Linked DNA regions of Mus musculus: region 1 is linked to region 2. The links are chromatin loops, found by intact Hi-C in ENCODE. Cell type or tissue: left cerebral cortex. All regions are shown on one strand. Each heading gives the region's core, and the rest is flanking DNA. Links, peaks and the distances in the headings are about the cores only. Region 1 overlaps Cpa6 (carboxypeptidase A6). Region 2 has its middle 38 kb from the start of Cpa6.

Region 1 (2,500 bases), core at 1-2,500, 270 kb before region 2:
CTCCTCCAATCCTCTACATTCTCCCACAATTCTGCCCAGAGTCTCCCCCTTCTTCATCTGGACTAGATACCACTGATAAACCCTTGAACCAGTATTTCACTGGGAAAGTTACTATGCCAACCTTTCTATGTCTTTATCCAACAGACCACCAACCCTCTACCAATATTAGATTCTCTTCTCAGCAGCAACCAGGCTGTCAGTTCTTACTTCTGTTTTTTTTCTCTTGGTAACATTCTTTAGAATCCATTTTTTTTCACGCCTTGTAAATAATTTTGTTTATTACTATAGAAACCACCAGCTAAGTTTTCTTTCCAATTACAGGTTCCCTTCTCCTGTCTCCTTTTTTGGGGTAGGTGGGGAATGCCATCTTGGAACTGGCCTAGAACTCACTGTGTACCCCAGGTTAGCTTAGAGTTTGTAATTCTCCTGCCTCGACCTCGAGAATACTGGTATTAGATAGTGCATGATGGCTGGTTCTATTATCTTAAATTGTCCATATTTATTCCTTCCATGTTAGAAGATGAGTCTGTTTCCTACTGTTCAAATCTTCTCTTTGGTATCACTAGAATCTACCACATTAATGGTCCTTCCCCAGGCTGTAGACACACCACACCACACCACGTTTCTCCTTCTGGCACAATTTCAAGATTTCTGAGTGGCCATTGATGCCGTATGTCTTAGTGGTCACTTCTTGCTCTCTGCTCTCTTATAACCACTGCTAGGAGATAGATTCTGCTTCGCATCTGTCACTTTTCTGTCTTCCATTCCTCACAACTGAACCTCCCCACGAACGTTGGTAATATAATTTCCATCACCAAATTCAGAGACTAGTTGGCTCCTTTCTTGTTCACTGCAGTTGTGGATCATCATCCCACTCTCTGAAACCATTCTCTTCTTTGACTCGCATAACTGTCTTGACTTACTCTCTTCTGCTGCAACTCTTCGTTTAGAAACCGTCTGAATGTGCACATTCATTCACATCTGTCTGCTCGGTTTTCTCCATGCTAGAAAACTCAGTGTCCTCCTCCGACTTCTCCCTCTTCTCTCTCCAACAGAGTGTAGAGCTTGGGTAGTTTTACCCTGGGAAGCCTCCCCTGGCTATTTGGGCTATTTCTATCTTCTGCTATTACAGTCTCATCCACAATATGAGGCACTTTTGTTTATATCCTCCAGGGGGCAGCACCACTCATAGTGGCCTTGTATCTTCCTTTGCTTGTCCCCAACATCTGGCAGGTCCCTTATCCTCTCTTTTCTGCTGCAGAGCAGGCATTTCTTCTCTGCCTTCCCTTTGGCCTTTTTAGCAACACCAGTTGGCTTTTGATTCTTTATACAGTAAAAATCTGCATTGCAATTGGTGACTTAGTGTACACAGTGAAGTAGCATGTCTATGTGATTTCTCCTACTCCCTATTAGGCAAATAAGTTCTTCAAATATGGATATACACATGTTTATTGTCTCACAATGAAATACCACTTAAATAAAACCCTTGTGGAAACTCTTGATAAACAATCTGAATACAGTCACTATTCAATTGGATTTAGTACAAATAAAATTTGTAGCAAATAAAAAAGAATGCTTACTTGTAGTAGATGTGGGTTTCCTGTAAGAACGCTAACAGGGTTCTGGAAGCATTTTGGGAAATATGGACATCAGTAATTGTCCCCTCTGACACATAGGAGATACTGCTGGGCTGCCACAGGTCCACCTATAGTGCAGGAACCAACCTATAATTCATATGTAGTATAGGTGGGAAACCATGTCATGATGACAAGCATATTATTTTGTTGGATTATAGTAGCAGCAAACACATGCAGAGTAGACTCAGTGCTTATGCCTGTAGGGTTAAACTCTCATTTCATCTGGCTTGAATTTGTGCCCCCAATTTCATCAGAGTCAGATGAATTTGATGAATAGAATTTGATCTCAATTCACAACACGTTTACATCACAAGGTAAAAAATGAGGTGAAGGTTTAAAATTATTCTTTTAAATTTACTGTATAAATATTTGAATAACTTCAAGAAAGAGAACGGTATAGACTTTTTCTGCTACATAAGGAAATTGTGGTTCATTACATTTGGTAGCCTTGCCCCTACTTTTACAGTATTGAAATAGGGGAGACAGGCTTTCATTGGTGGGGGGGGGCAAAGAGTCTGCTTTCTTTCTCTTATGTAGATAGTCTCTCTGCTAGCTTGCAAGGACAAATCTGAGTCAGCTAACAAACCAGTCCACAGTGTGGGCAAACTAAAGTGTGGGGCTCGAAGAGCTGCAGAGGGTCGTTCCAGCCATCTGTTAGCCCTGGGCAAGGATACAGCTAGGCCTGTATCACACTGTCCCCAGAGACAGGTCTGAACCAGTCTTGTAAGACTCCAGAAGGAGACAACTTGACAACATTCTAATTTAAGCCCCTGCCATGTCCAATAAGATTGTCAGACACATTTCTTAATCCTTCATGCTAGTGCACAGTTTCATTTTTACCTCGTTCCACTCCTTTTACTGAG
Region 2 (16,874 bases), core at 8,642-11,141:
TGGGCTACCATTTGTGTTCTCTTAGGGTCTGTATAATCTCTGTCCGGGATCTTCTAGCTTTTATAGTCTCTGGTGAGAAGTCTGGTGTAATTCTAATAGGTCTGCCTTTATATGTTACTTGACCTTTTTCCCTTACTGATTTTAATATTCTGTCTTTATTTAGTGCATTTGGTTTTCTGATTATTATGTGTTGGGAGGAATTTCTTTTCTGGTCCAGTCTATTTGGAGTCCTGTAGGCTTCTTGTATGTTCATGGGCATCTCTTTCTTTAGGTTTGGGAAATTTTCTTCTATAATTTTGTTGAAGATATTTACTGTCCCTTTAAGTTGAAAATCTTCATTCTCATCTATTCCTATTATCCTTAGGTTTGGTCTTCTCATTGTGTCCTGGACTTCCTGGATGTTTTGTGTTAGGATCTTTTTGCATTTTGCATTTTCTTTCATTGTTGTGTCCATGTTTTCTATGGAATCTTCTGCACCCGAGATTCTCTCTTCCATCTCTTGTATTCTGTTGCTGATGGCTCACATCTATGGTTCCTCATTTCTTTCCTAGGATTTCTATCTCCGGAGTTGTTTCCTTTTGGGTTTTCTTCATTGTTTCTACTTCCATTTTTAGATCTTGGATGCTTTTGTTTAATTCCATCACTTGTTTGGTTGTGTTTTCCTATAATTCTTTAATGGATTTTTGTGTTTCCTCTTTAAGGACTTCTACCTGTTCAGCAGTGTTTTCCTGTAATTCTTTAAGAGATTTTTGTGCTTCCTCTTCAAGTACTTCTACCCGTTTGGCAGTGTTCTCCTGTATTTCTTTAAGTGAGTTATTAATACCCTTCTTAAAACACTCTACCAGCATCATGAAGTATGATTTTAAATCCGAATCCTGCTTTCCCGGTGTGTTGGGGTATCCAGGACTTGCTGTGGTGGGAATACTGGGTTCTGATGATGTGGAGTCGTCTTGGTTTCTGTTAGTAAGAAACTTATGTTTGCCTTTCACCATCTGGAAATCTCTGGTGCTATATGTTCTAGCTGTCTCTGGCTGGAGCTTGTTCCTCCTGAGATTCTGTTTGCCTCTGTCAGCACTCCTGGGAGTCCAACTCTCTCCTGAGTCCCAGTGGTCAGAGCACTCTCTGTAGGCAAGCTCTCTTCTTTCAGGGAAGGTACACAGAGCTCAGATCTGCCTCCTTGCTGAGGATGCAGGCCTCTAGGGACCCTGTCCAAGCTTTGTTGCTTCTGTGTCCTGCATGCTTTCCAGTGCAGACTGGTCTCTTAAAGACCCGGGATACAAGATGGCACTCTCACCTGTGTCCTGGGGTCAGAGCCCTCCCTGGAGGCCAATTCTCCTCTGGCCAAGAAGGTGCCCAGAGGTCTGGGTCTCAGCTCTGCCTCCTGGCTGAGGATGAAGGCCTGAAGGGACCCTGTCCAAGAAGCTCTGTTGCTTCTGTGGCCCACAGGGTTTCTTGTGCAGACTATGAGTGAAGTTTTATAGAAATGCAGACTCTCTAAGTCTCCTTAATTGTTATCTTTAGAACAGCATTAGCTATGCTTTGTATGTTGTTGGTATGGTTTGTATATATAATGTCTCAGAATTATGATGCTATATAGCAAATATTTTCTCTGTATAAAATAATCTTCATTTGATGATATAAATTATGATGCAACTTTTACTCCTTTAATTAAAAACACATCAAACTATGTTGTAAATATTTATTTTTATACTCAGATTTGTGCTGGGCCCAACTTGGATCAAAGAGGCATCTTTTTGCAATGGGTAGTAGTTAATGCAGAGACTCAGAATTGGTCAAAGTGCTGAGTACAAATAACTCTGAGTGTTCTGCTGTAGCTGGATCATCTACATCAACCTCCCTTAATACCATACTTAAGGATATTTCAGGAACAGGGTGGATGAAATATAAGAGCTGGTGGGAATATGGGAAGGAGAGCTGTGAAATTCTGACTTCAAGACATTACACAGCTGTTGCTCAGATCAGCTCACAGCAGCTATGGTTACCAACATAAGACCTAAAAATAAAAAAAAAATGATTAAGATTTTCAGTCAAAATTACAAAATAAAAAAAATTCCCTCAGAGGCCTCACTCCTCTCAGAGGACCCATTGACACTTGGTGGTTGTTGAGGTAGGAAGGGTCATTTCTATTCCTGGTAGTTTACAGATGTCCCCCAAATTCTGAACTTTTGTCCACATTCTCCTAACCTTAGAATCTTCCTGTCTTATCCCAGGCATCCCACATGAATACCCTGAATTGGGTTTACATTTTCCCTTCAGCTCCATCATAAGTAAACTCTTGTTTCTATCTCCATGCTAGCTGCTGGCAAATCGATTGAGCTGTTTCCGAGTTGCTCTGTAGATATGGGATTCCCAAGCTGAAAATCAATCGGATTTCTCCAGGTGCTTTAATTGCTTTTCTGAATTAAAGGAAAGCATCGAATATCCAATCAGAATTTCAACAGCTCTTCCATGGAAGGGTCTGACAGTGTTCCTGCAATCTGAGGCAGCCTTCTTTGTGGAATTGCCATTGGAACATACATTGTGACATTAAACTCACAGCTGTAAGATTTCATTCAGTTTTCTTTGTTTCTATCACTTCTGAGACCCTTCTACAGGGCTTTAGAGTGACTCTTCCAAATTTAAAGTAGATTTTATCAGTCCTATGTATACAAATTTTAAATAATTCTCCAAACTATAATGACTCAGTAATAGAATGCCAGAATCATATATGGTTGGAGAGGTCTATTGAAGTCTTCCCTACTGAGATTCCAAATAAGATGGAATAGGTCAGTGGCTTTTAGCAAATGGAGAACTCCATTCTGTAATGGTTATGTAATGGTGTGACTACACATAGGTTGTGTTGTGTTGCCCATTGGCTTTGACCTGGGACAGAGCTGTGATGGTTTGTCTCTGATAATCTTTCTTGATAGACTTACCCCCATTTCTCTTTCAACCAACTAAATGTATGTATATGTATGTGTGTACAATTATGTATATATATATATATAGACTATATGTATGTATGCATGTATTTTTCCCTTTTCCTTTTCCTTTCCTCCTCTGTTCTCCCTTTTACATGGGTTTACCAGAATCCAGCTTCTGATCATCTACTTGTCGTCCATTGATTCCCACCCAGTCTCTAAACTAAAAAAATATCAAAATGCTGACAATTCTTATACTGTCATATTTATATTTCTAGGTCAGAATTTCCCCATATATTTTAAATTCTTAAATTCACTATTTAGATGTCTAATAGTCATGATAAAATGAACATAGCCAAAACTGAAGGCAAGGTTCTAGCCTAACACAGTCCTTCAAACCTACTTCTAATAAAGGCTTCATTTAAGTTGGTGGCAACTGTGTCCTTTTATCTGCTCAGGTGCAAAAGAAATTATTATTGACTCCTTTTTCTTTGAGGACATTGAATTTGTCAGAAAATTGTGTTGGTGTCACCCTCTTTTTTTTTTTTTTTTTTTTTTTTTTTTTGGTTTTTTTCAAGACAGATTTTCTCTGTGTAGCCCTGGCTGTTCTGGAACTCACTCTGTAAACCAGGCTGGCCTTGAACTCAGAAATTCACCTGCCTCTGCCTCTCAAGTGCTGGGATTAAAGGTGTGCACCATCACACCCAGGTGGTGTCACCCTCTTTGACATATGTGCAGAATTCAACTCCTTCTGACCTTCCCGGTACCAATTTGGTATGTTTCCCTCATCTCTTCCTTAGATGGTCATACATGCCTTCTCACAATTCTAGAACCTCTTACCCACTATGCCCCTCTTCAGCCTCCTCTTTACAGAGGTTAGTGCAGTCTTTACGTATGTAAGTTTAATTATGTCATTTTCTGTATAGCTTAATTAGCTCATGGTAAAAAAAAAAAAAAAAAAAAAAAGGGATTCTTTTTTAAATAAAGGCTCATGTAAGCAAATTCCCAACCACCCCTCTGTCTTTGTTTACTACAACTTCCCCCTTTTCAGTGTACATGTACATTTCCAAAGTGCTTGAATCTGAGACTGTTACCTTACACAGCCAGACCAGGGAAACTAAAGATTTTGAGGCAGAAAAATCAACCTGGAGTATCCTGGTGGGGTTCTTGATTTCTTAAGGAATTTGGACTATCATGGCAGAATACCATAAGATGGTTGGCTTAAAGTAATTATAGTCTCATAGGTTATGCACACTGGAAAGTCTGAGAGTGAGGTGCTGACAATTTTGATATCTACTGAGAGCATTCTTATTTGCATATGGCCACTTTCTAATTGTATCTTGATAGGCCAAATAATGAAAAAATGTTTTTCATAAAGGACACTTATCCTATCCATAAGGACTCCACCCTAAAGCCCGGATTGCTTCCCAGAGGCCCATTTCTTAATGCCATTATGCTGGGAAATAAGGCTTTAACATATGAGTTTGGGGAGGAAAACACAAATCTTCATGCCCAGAGATGGATCTGATGTCATCACAAAGCTTCACAGAAGGGGGAGGAAGAGGCTCACACTGAGTGCTAGAGATGTACTTGGGAGCAATACGAACTTTGCAAACCATAGTCTTACAACTGAGATAGCATGGCATATACAACTACTCTGGGACCATTATTTTAAAAAACCTTAGATTTGCCTTTTGAACCAACATAAAATTTCCGTTTTTATATGAGCTAATTTAAACCCAATTTCCCCTCAGTCTTTGGGGAAGAAAGCAAAAATCTATTAACTATTTTTCATTGTTCAGTACATCTGATGAATGTTTCTTCTTTGTGTTTTTTCATATCATTGAAGTCAATGAAAGACAAGTCCAGGTACAAAACCACAAGGACCTCTTTCTTGTAGATTTTTATTTGCATTTAACATTATTCAAGTGTCTCAGAATTTCATTAAGTATATAAATATACCCCTCAAAATGACACTTAAAATGCTTTGCATGGTGTCCCCAATCTACCTTCTCATTTTTTTTCCTCTTAGTGAACTCATTTGCTTGTATGAGTCTATCTCTTTCTTCCTAAGGATCCATCAGGAGCCATTTGGGATTTTTTTAGGTATAAAGTTAATTTTGTGGTCATTTTTAGGGCTTAGCTTTTGAATGAGATATTTTTCCCATGTCTTAAGATGTTCATATTGATATATTTTTGTGTTTTCATCAGCAATCTAGATTTACCCTGACTAAACTAGTGCCTTACTTTTATATTAAAACAGGTCTGAAAGTTTGATAAGGCTTATTGTGACCAGGTATCTTCTAACTTTCTCTTTGATGTCCCAACATCATTCCTATTCCAATTCCCTATAATTTAACAATGACTTTTCAGCAGGGTTAGAAGGTTATTCTTGTCCACAAGCAGGGCAGAAATTTTAGAAAATGCTAGATGGTTTTATATTCCTCTACTGAGCCATATTGGCAGCCCTGATCTGATGACTATTGTTTGAAGGAAGGCATCAATTTCTACACAGAAATTGGTTTTATGATATGACTACCAGATTTAATGTAACATTAACAAAGTTTAGTTTTCTCTATAAATTATGTATATATATATATATATTACATGTATAACATATATTTGTATATATATGTATTTATACATAAATGCATGAACCTCATTTCAGTTAACATTTGAAATCTTCATGTGATATGAGTGCCTTTGAATTGTTAGTATATATCACTGGTGTTAAATTAGTTCTCATATTTTAAGAAACTTGTTTGTGTAGTAGGTGAAAATATAAAATGTGTACCTGGCACAATTTTTCAAAAGAAAACTCTCTGAGATCTGTAAATTGCCCCTCTTTTCAGTTTCATAAATAGCTGCTGTCTCTAAATCTTGTGTGTGAAATGCCAGGCCTCCCCCTGATGCTGACTCGTAAAGGGCATCATCACCTCTGGGTATTGAACTAATTTTGTTAACAGGACTGCTAAGATGAAAGATAGTCTTTCTCTTCCTCCTCCTCCTTCTTTTCCTCCTCCTCCTTCTCCTTCTCCCCATCCTCCTTCTCTTCCTCCTCCTCCTTCTTCTCCCCTCCTTCTCTTCCCCTCCTTCTCTTCCCCTTCCTCCACTTCCCCTTCTTACTCCCCCTCCTCCTCTTCTTCTTCTTCTTCTCCTTCCTCATCCTCTTCTTCCTCATCCCCTTCCTCATCTCCCCATACTCTTCCTCTTTCTCCTTCTCCTCCTCATTCTTGCAGAAGACACACTATGGAAATTTTCATTAACACAAGCCATTTGACTCTTAAACACATCTAGAGAATGTAAACTTTCTGGGAATCTTGTGTGGTAGCCAGAAGAGTTTCCTGTCAACTAACTTCAAATATCAGAGGATCCTCTTCATTGAGTATGAGATAGTGATGAAGATCATGTCAAGATTCTCATGTGTCTATAAAAGATAATCACAAGTTTCCCCTTATGCTTTGGATAATGGGAGGAGGAAACCTCTGTCTCTTGTGGGAAACCAAGGATCTGGAATGGTAAGGGCCTGAGAATGGACCAAAGCTTCCTGGGGATGATCAGGATGGGACTTCAGGCTTGGATGTGTGCTTACATGTTGTACATTCAGCAGGTTTATGGGGAGAAGTTATGATGAACCATTTATCATTTCAGAGGAATGACCCACACAAGAACCCAGCACCCTGAGTAAGGAGGCAATAGTAAGGGACAACCAAGAAGGGAAAGCCTACGCCAGCCTTTTGGCGAGATTATAGGAAGATTATTCCAGAGGTTTTGATTAAAGCAAGAGTGTGGGCTGTTGGCTTCCTCAAATGCAGGACATGCAGAACAAATGCTTCCAGGAATTGTGACAGGATTTTCTCCAACTTCCTCCCAGCAACCCCAAAGGATGAAAAAGAATTTGGTTTCTAAAGTTTACAACAGGGAGTTTAAAAATTGAAGGCTGATTACTCACAAGGGTTTTCTGGGATAAAGTATCCTGAGAGGACCAATGATATTTTTAGGACATTGTTATTTTAATAATAAACTGTACATCTATACATATTGTATATATATAAATTACACATATATAATATTAAAAATACATATTGTACATATACAAATTGCACACACATATGTATATATATATATTACAAATTATATTATATATATTACAAATATGTCTTTGTACAATTGTTCATGCTCATGTATGGGCAGGTGAGTACGTGTGTGTGTGTGTGTGTGTGTGTGTGTGTGTGTGTTCATATTTATACAAATATGGGGACACTGGAGAATAACACCAGGAACCATTCCTCAAGCACTATTTACCTCTCCTATTGGCCTGGAACTGGCCAAATAGACTAGGTTGCTTAGCTTGGTAAGCTCCAGAAATCTACCTGTTTTGTCTCCCTCATTTTGTGATTATAAGCACATGTAATCATGCCTGTCTTTCAAAATGTAAGTTCTGAGGCTTGATTTCAGGTCTTCATGTTGCGAGGTAATTACACTATTGAGTGAGATAACCTCCTAACCCCAATTTTATTTTAATATTTATAATAGAATAATTTATAGAATAGACAGAGTTGATAAAATCCTGATGCTTCTGACCTAGAAGAATGTTGCAGAGAGCATTAATTAACAAGAGTTGAATTTAGGTGTGACAAATGCTCTGCAAATTATCTAGGTGTCTCTATTTCCCAATGCCCTATTTGCTAATACATACATACCACTTTTGCATGCATTCTTTGATTACCTCATCCACAGCAGCCTCCGGAGGTATGGTTGCTACTTTACATATTTTACACAGAAGGAAATTGAAGCCCAGAGGGTTAGGTGATTTGCCTAGAGTCTCTTGGGAAATGCAATTGAATTGCAAAGCAGATCTCTGGCTCCAGACATTAGCGAGAATAGGAAGTGGATTTCGAGCTAGGAATCAGTGTATGAGTAGTGTTTAAGAAATATTATGGAAGCTAAAGTGAAGGTACTGCACTATGCAGGCTCTCCTTGCTATAATATTTTGTGTAACAAACATTGTATTAGTAAATTGTCATGTACTGTTTGAGAATCTAGTTCTAGAATTGTTGTGCTCCTCACCCACTGCATTTCAGAACCAAGATGCTTATCTCAAAGTACTCTCCAGGGCGCCTTATCTGTCAATGATCTGTCCCCCTAACTCTGTAACAGGGAGAAGTAGCCCCCAAGTTAAATCACTGGGCACTTTAGAGAAGCTAGAAGGTAAACTATTTCCAGTGGATGTTACTCTTATTTATTTATTTATTTATTTCATGATGTAAAAGTGTCCACAGTCTGAGAGAGGGGCCTGATATTCAGCCATAGGAAGTTCAGCTATGGAGAGAAAGGTCAGTTGGGAACTCCAGCTGGCTACCTCAAAATCTCAATTTCTACTGGATATTTTAAGCATTTGATTTGGTGTTTGGCATTTTATCTATCTATCTATCTATCTATCTATCTATCTATCTATCTATCTATCTATCTATCTATCCATCCATCTCTCATCTACCTATTTCTGTTTATTATTTAACTTTGACTTGCAATGTGCTTATAAACTTACTCACTCAAATTTGAAAATATGTTATTATAGATCATTCTGCAGACTACACAAAACATATTGGTTCTTAATAATTCTGTGCTGTACAGCAGCTGATCCTTGAAGACAATAATAAAGGATCTTTCAAGGACTGAGGTGGAGAAGAAATGATAGATCTTGTCAGCTCTGTAGTGGAATGAACTATGCATTAGCATGATGAAGAAATTGTGATTGTGTGACAGAAAGTTGGAAATTTATCAAACTTTAACCAAAGCAACCCAGAAATAATCTCAAAGAAGCCATGCCAAAATCTGGGTTCATTTAGTAAGGGGAAGAATAGTTAATTTTTTTTACCTGGCTAGGACAAGGACTAAGAACAAGTTAGGCTATAGAGAATCTTAAGGCAGTTGGGTAGATCTATTATTATAAAACTGTTATGTTTTCATTGGGAATTTTATGTAGTACTTAATACATTTGAAAATACCTCTTGATAGACTTTCAAGGAGCTAATGACAGCAGCATTAATAATCCCAGACCCCATTACAAATACAGGGCACAGGAAAGAGCAGATCTGGTAGCAGTACCTGTCTAAGCTGTGTTACAGAGTTGTGGGACCCGGCAGAGCTTGACCATTGTGGGGGTGAGCTCCAGATGAGCAAATGAATGCACAAAACCCATCTGTCTATCTGCCCCAAACACATCCATCTGCCAGTAGCACACTGTCTGCCCCCACAGCCCAACTATCTGCCCCCACAGCCCAACTATCTGCCCCCACAGCCCAACTATCTGCCCCCAGCACATCTATCTGCCCCCACAGCCCAACTATCTGCCCCCAGCACATCTATCTGCCCCCAGCACATCTATCTGCCCCCACAGCACATCTATCTGCCCCCACAGCACATCTATCTGCCCCCAGCACATCTATCTGCCCCCAGCACATCTATCTGCGCCCAGCACATCTATCTGCCCCCACAGCACATCTATCTGCCCCCAGCACATCTATCTGCGCCCAGCACATCTATCTGCCCCCAGCACATCTATCTGCCCCCAGCACATCTATCTGCCCCCAGCACATCTATCTGCGCCCAGCACATCTATCTGCCCCCAGCACATCTATCTGCCCCCAGCACATCTATCTGCGCCCAGCACATCTATCTGCCCCCAGCACATCTATCTGCCCCCAGCACATCTATCTGCCCCCAGCACATCTATCTGCCCCCAGCACATCTATCTGCCCCCAGCACATCTATCTGCCCCCAGCACATCTATCTGCCCCCAGCACATCTATCTGTGCCCAGCACACTATCTGCCCCAGCACATCTATCTGTGCCCAGCACATCTATCTGTGCCCAGCACATCTATCTGTGCCCAGCACACTATCTGCCCCAGCACACTATCTGTGCCCAGCACATCTATCTGCCCCTAGCACACTATCTGTGCTCAGCACATCTATCTGTGCCCAGCACACTATCTGTGCCCAGCATACTATCTGCCCCAGCACACTATCTGTGCCCAGCACATCTATCTGCCCCTAGCACACTATCTGTGCCCCAGCACACTATCTGTGCCCAGCACACTATCTGCCCCAGCACACTATCTGTACCCTTTTTTGATCCACTTGAACTAAGCAGCCAACTGGAGAATGTATGGCTTTCCTTGTACCTCTCTCACTGGGAGATGGGGCTGTGATCAATGTGCACATCTGCCACCTGGTGGTGGTGTTGTCTTTGTAAATTAATAAGTTGCCTTGTGGTTTCTAGATGTCCATCCTGTTGTTAGAATTGGTTTTCACTAGGGATTTTATGCACTGCTTGATACATTTGAAAATATCTCTCAATAGACTTTTGAGGACTAGTGTCCAGCTTTGTTAGTAATTTCAGGCCCCATTACAGATATAGGAGACAGGAAAGATCAGATATGGGTATGGATTCTGTCTAAGCTGTTAGAAAGGTATCATGTGGGACCTGCCATAGGCTTGCCCATTGTGGGGATGAATTCACGATGACCAAATGGCTGGCCATGGATGTCTACAAGGCTGAGAACAAGACTTTGTACTCTTGGGAATTTGCCAAGTTCACTGTAACTTTGGTGGTCAGTCAACCAGATAGTCTTCTTAGGAGTGAGAATTGCTGCCAGTGCAAACATCAAGGCAATTTCTACCAAGGAATTGGGAGATCTGACCTTGACTGCTCTTCATGATGAGGTTACGGTAGCAATCATAATCTATGGGGATTAGTTTTTTACTTTTGCTAATTCGCAGGGGGAAAACATCCACACAGCCAGAACTCCAAGCCAAGTACCATCTCATGACTGCATCTATCTAAACAGCGAATGCTAACTAACAGCACATGTTATCACATGTCCATGAGGTCATACATAGGTTTAAAGAGCTCTAAGGTGGTACACTTATGCATATATAACTATTATAATGTGCTCAGTAGGTATTAAAACCAAATAGTTCCTGTTTGTAAGTTATTTGTAATACTTTTCCCAAATCATGATCTCTTTCTGTCGTTCTTTCTTTCTTTCTTTCTTTCTTTCTTTCTTTCTTTTTTTTTTTTTTTTTGGTTGTTTGAGACAGGGTTTCTCTGTGTAGCCTTGGCTGTCCTGGAACTCACTCTGTAGAGCAGGCTGGCCTCAAACTCAGAAATCCACCTGCCTCTGCCCTCCAAGCGCTGGGAATAAAGGCATGTGCCACCACTGCCCAGTGTTTCTATTAAAGAGCTGCTTTTTTTTTTTTTTTTGGCAAAGTGTCCACACTTTGGTCTTCGTTCTTCAGTTTAATGTGTTTAGAAAATTGTATCTTATATCTTGGGTATCCTAAGATTCTGGGCTAATATCCACTTATCAGTGAGTACAGATTGTGTGAGTTCCTTTGTGATTGGGTTACCTCACTCAGGATGATGCCCTCCAGGTCCATCCATTTGCCTAGGAATTTCATAAATTCATTCTTGTTAATAGCTGAGTAGTACTCCATTGTGTAGATGTACCACATTTTCTGTATCCATTCCTCTGTTGAGGGGCATCTGGGTTCTTTCCAGCTTCTGGCTATTATAAATAAGGCTGCTATGAACGTAGTGGAGCATGTGTCCTTCTTACCAGTTGGGACATCTTCTGGATATATGCCCAGGAGAGGTATTGAGGGATCCTCCAGTAGTATTATGTCCAATTTTCTGAGGAATCGCCAGACTGTTTTCCAGAGTGGTTGTACAAGCTTTCAATCCCAGCAACAATGGAGGAATGTTCCTCTTTCTCCACATCCTTGCCAGCATCTGCTGTCACCTGAACTTTTGATCTTAGCCATTCTGACTGGTGTGAGGTGGAATCTCCGGGTTGTTTTGATTTGCATTTCCCTGATGATTAAGGATGTTGAACATTTTTTCAGGTGCTTCTCTGCCATTCGGTATTCCTCAGGTGAGAATTCTTTGTTCAGATCTGAGCCCCATTTTTAAATGGGGTTATTTGATTTTCTGGAGTCCACCTTCTTGAGTTCTTTATATATATTGGATATTAGTCCCCTATCCGATTTGGGATAGGTAAAGATCCTTTCCCAATCTGTTGGTGGTCTTTTTGTCTTATTGACGGTGTCTTTTGCCTTGCAGAAACTTTGCAATTTTATGAGGTCCCATTTATCGATTCTCGATCTTACAGCACAAGCATTGCTGTTCTATTCAGGAATTTTTCCCCTGTGCCCATATCTTCAAGGCTTTTCCCTATTTTCTCCTCTATAAGTTTCAGTGTCTCTGGTTCATGTGGAGTTCCTTAATCCACTTAGATTTGACCTTAGTACAAGGAGATAGAAATGTAGATTTGACTTAGTACAAGGAGATACTTACGTAGATTTGACCTTAGATAGAAATGGATCAATTTGCATGATAACCGATAGTTGTGCCAGCACCATTTGTTGAAAATGCTGTCTTTTTTCCACTGGATGGTTTTAACTCCCTTGTCAAAGATCAAGTGACCATAGGTGTATGGGTTCATCTCTGGGTCTTCAATTCTGTTCCATTGGTCTGCTTGTCTGTCACTATACCAGTACCATGCAGTTTTTATCACAATTGCTCTGTAGTACAGCTTTAGGTCAGGCATGGTGATTCCACCAGAGGTTCTTTTATCCTTGAGAAGAGTTTTTGCTATCCTAGGTTTTTTGTTACTCCAGATGAATCTGCTGATTGCCCTTTCTAATTCGTTGAAGAATTGAGTTGGAATTTTGATGGGGGTTGCATTGAATCTGTAGATTGCTTTTGGCAAGATAGCCATTTTTACTATATTGATCCTGCCAATCCATGAGCATGGGAGATCTTTCCATCTTCTGAGATCTTCTTTAATTTCTTTCTTCAGAGACTTGAAGTTCTTATCATACAGATCTTTCTCTTCTTTAGTTAGAGTCACACCAAGGTATTTTATATTATTTGTGACTATTGAGAAGGGTGTTGTTTCCCTAATTTCTTTCTCAGCCTGTTTATCCTTTGTACACAGAAAGGCCATTGACTTGCTTGAGTTAATTTTATATCCAGATACTTCATTGAAGCTGTTTATCAGGCTTAGGACACAATTGAAAGCATTTCTAAGAGGAAAACTCATAGCTCTGAGTGCCTACAAAAAGAAACTAGAGAGAGCACACATTAGCAGCTTGACAACACACCTAAAAGCTCTAGAACAAAAGGAAGCAAAGTCACCCAAGAGGAGTAGATGGCAGGAAATAATCAAACTCACAGGTGAAATCAACCAAGTGGAAACAAGAAGAACTATTCAAAGAATCAAACAATCAAGGAGCTGGTTCTTTGAGAAAATCAACAAGATAGATAAACCCTTAGGCAGACTCACTAGAGGGCACAGGGAAAGCATCCTAATTAACAAAATTAGAAATCAAAAGGGAGACATAACAACAGGTCCTGACGAAATCCAAAACACCATCAGATCCTTCTACAAAAGGCTATATTCAACAAAATTGGAGAACCTGGATGAAATGGACAAGTTTCTAGACAGATACCAGGTATCAAAGTTGAATCAAGATCAGGTTAATGATCTAAACAGCCCGATATCCCCCAAAGAAATAGAAGTAGTCATTAATAGTCTCCCAAGCAAAAAAAGCCCAGGACCAGAGGGGTTTAGTACAGAGTTCTATCAGACCTTCAAAGAAGATCTAATCCCAGTTCTTCACAAACTATTCCACAAAATAGAAACAGAAGGTACTCTACCCAACTCATTCTATGAAGCCACAATTACTCTGATACCTAAACCACAAAAGGACCCAACAAAAATAGAGAACTTCAGACCAATTTCCCTTATGAATATCGATGCAAAAATCCTCAATAAAATTCTCGCTAACCGAATCCAAGAACACATTAAAGCAATCATCCATCCTGACCAAGTAGGGTTCATCCCAGGGATGCAGGGATGGTTTAATATACGAAAATCCATCAATGTAATCCATTATATAAACAAACTCAAAGACAAAAACCACATGATCATCTCGTTACATGCTGAGAAAGCATTTGACAAAATCCAACACCCATTCATGATAAAAGTCTTGGAAAGATCAGGAATTCAAGGTCCATACCTAAACATGATAAAAACAATCTACAGCAAACCAGTAGCCAACATCAAAGTAAATGGTGAGAAGCTGGAAGCAATCCCAGTAAAATCAGGAACTAGACAAGGCTGTCCACTCTCTCCCTACCTATTCAACATAGTACTTGAAGTCCTAGCCAGAGCAATTAGAAAACAAAAGGAGATCAAGGGGATGCAAATTGGAAAGGAAGAAGTCAAAATATCACTTTTTGCAGATGATATGATAGTATATATAAGTGACCCTAAAAATTCCACCAGAGAACTCCTAAGCCTGATCAGAGCTTCTAATGCAGTGCAATCACTGGACAGGATTGGCCGAGTTGGAATGAAGCACTTGCTGAAGAACGTCCTTTGTGTTCTAAAAGAAAGTTCCTCTTGGTGATGACTTCTCTGTGTTTCATTGCAAGGGGTGACTCCCTGCTCTCTGCCCTCATTTCTCTGTGATTCTGCAGCCTCAGCTGCTATTGCAGCACTCCATGCCAAGCTCTAACTTCGGTGCCACTTCCCACCATCCTCTATCACAGCTGTGCCTACTCCTGGACACTCCTGCTCCAGCTGAGATTTCTCAGGAGAGAGATTTCATCTCATTGGGTTGACACTCTTTAGTTCAGACTGTCTCTGCAGAATTCTTAGGCTGAACAACTCCAAAGCCTTGGATTCAGACGTTGGTCCTGTCATCTCACGGTCACAAACTGAGACTTCCATGCCTGATCCCACTTACTTAAGATCAAGATCATACAATACAAAGGTCATACAATATAAAATATGAAACTTATGAGCAAGAATGTACTGTAGGCAGCTTGGATGCTGATGGGAGTGGGTGAGGGAGGCAATTACAATTTAGAGCACACTCATTGCAGTCAGCAAAGGCTCAGTTACTCCAAACCATAGTTCTATTCCAGAAGGTAATAAGCAGCCAAATCCATGCACATCGAAGCATTATTATTATTAGTGGGAAATTGTAGCCTTAATTATAAACTGCATCCTGATAATTTATGGCACCACATGCTTGAAAGCCAGAACTAAAGCTCTCACTTTCCATCTAACTCAGATATGGTTCACGTGGAATATTCTCCAAAGGACCTGCAGCCCAATGTGTAGGTGGTGATGGCTCCTTAAAAGCCTTGGGATCATTGTAAGGTTTTCATTTGCTTCAGTAATTACCTATTTTGAGCCTGATGGAGGAAGAATCGAAAAGCTGGAGAAATTGTTCATCTGTAAAGTGCATATGTGATCATTTTCTTCTATGCATTTCAGCAAAAGTTGTAAGGGTGGCAGTAAAAAAATAATGTGTTAGCTTTTGCATTTTGTAGTTATACTATATGGATTTCTTTTGCAAAAGTGTTTCCTGGAGGGAACCTTTCTCTCATTTTCCAGGGATATCTCTTAGGAGCCTTTGGGAATTGCTTACTGGCCCAGGGGATCTCCAGGCTCTTCCGAGCCACTGCTTTCATGGCTCTTATGTAGTGGCAGGCTGTACTGCTCCTCACATTAGCCTCTGTGGCTGAGAAATAAGTGACAGCTGTCACATAGGGTCTGAGTGAGAACATGTGTTTTTCAGAGCCCCTTTAGGGAGCAGAGACCCTACTCTAGACTGCTCTAATCTCCACTGAGTACCTCGTGAATGAGACTCTGCTAAATATGGGGCTGCTAAGAGGTCCCTCAGTTTCTGCCTTTGAATGAAGCCAGATGTTTAACTCATACAGCATATCAAAGGTGATCTTCAGAAAAGATTAGCCATGTTTGGGGTTGGTCCAACTCTTAGAACCCAGAACAGGGTATTATATGTCATGACTGACAGGGAAAGAGACAATGTTCTTTAGATTTTAGTTCTTAAAGTCTCCAACTGTTACAGAAATCAACATGATTAGTGAGTGTGTACAATTTGATCTTCACTGTCAAGGCCTTGGTCATCCCTGGCTCCAGAAAGCCACACTTCCCTTACTCCCTCAAGCCTCATAAGGGTTAATGGCTCCCAGATGTTGCTAGCCCTTCACCATGCTTCAACACCCTCCATAAGACCCCTTCACTCTGTTGCCCCCACTTTACCAATATCCCCTTAAATATCTGTGCTGACAGAAACATCTGCTTTATTCCAGGATGATGAATGAAACATTGTGTAGACAGACATTTCCATAGGAAGATCACTGGGTTTCCAAAGTTTATACCTGATTTTTGCATTTCTTAGATCTAGTTATACAGTCACTGCTATGATCTGCATGCTTGTGTATTTCATTTATGGAAACATACCACCCTATGCGGTAGTTTTAGAAAGTAAAGACTTTTGGAGTGTTTAGGTCATGAGGGTGCAGTCTTTATGAACAGAAATATAACTGGCAGCCTCAAGCTCCTTTAACCCTTTGCAAAGATTGCAAAGATACAATGAAAAAAATGCCCTCAAAAAACCAGAAACCGAGTCTTCATCAAATACCAAATCTGCTTTGATATTAGGCTTCCTGACCAAGAGAATAAATCCGCATTGTTTAAGCCACAGTATGCCATATTTTGCCAAGGAAATAATCATGGGATTCTTGAAAGAAATATTGCAGACTTGGTAGCCTAAAACAACAAGGGGAGGGAGTGTTTAAATGACTAACTTCTAAATCCTAGTCACTTCTCTCTTGCATCTCTCTCATCCTGGTTGCTGATTGTTGATCCATCTAGGTAAGTCCACACCTAGCCCTTCCGAACTTCTATGTTCTATTCTAGCTCTCAACCTCAGGTCACTTCCCTCCCACTACCTTGTCCCTTTGCATCCCATGTGTCTCCTGACTACCACAGCCTAAACTGAAGAATGCTTTCCGAATTCCAGAGGAAGACATTGCTTTTTCTCTCCCCTGAATGCTAGAGGAGCT

The links. Hi-C counts contacts between places; a loop is a spot of excess contacts. Peaks named below come from ENCODE experiments on the same cell type or tissue, not always from the same donor. Only the 100,000 strongest peaks of a DNase experiment are listed, where the experiment ranks them.
Region 1: it touches region 2 in a loop (4-fold over the local background); 7 of 42 quality-filtered maps call a loop at or near these places.

What each region holds. Positions count from the first base shown.
Region 1 is chr1:10,487,245-10,489,744 of GRCm38, forward strand. Cpa6 (carboxypeptidase A6) reads right to left here. Exons shown (of 11, transcript NM_177834.4): 3 at 1,581-1,705. Among named protein-coding and RNA genes, the nearest start is that of Gm25253, 67 kb to the right of the region's middle. In left cerebral cortex, for the core only: a CTCF peak has its summit at 1,170 (motif pointing right); no DNase peak of the experiment used is centred there.
Region 2 is chr1:10,749,630-10,766,503 of GRCm38, forward strand. No RefSeq gene overlaps it. Among named protein-coding and RNA genes, the nearest start is that of Cpa6, 38 kb to the left of the region's middle. In left cerebral cortex, for the core only: a CTCF peak has its summit at 10,158 (motif pointing left); a DNase peak (open chromatin) is centred at 10,150.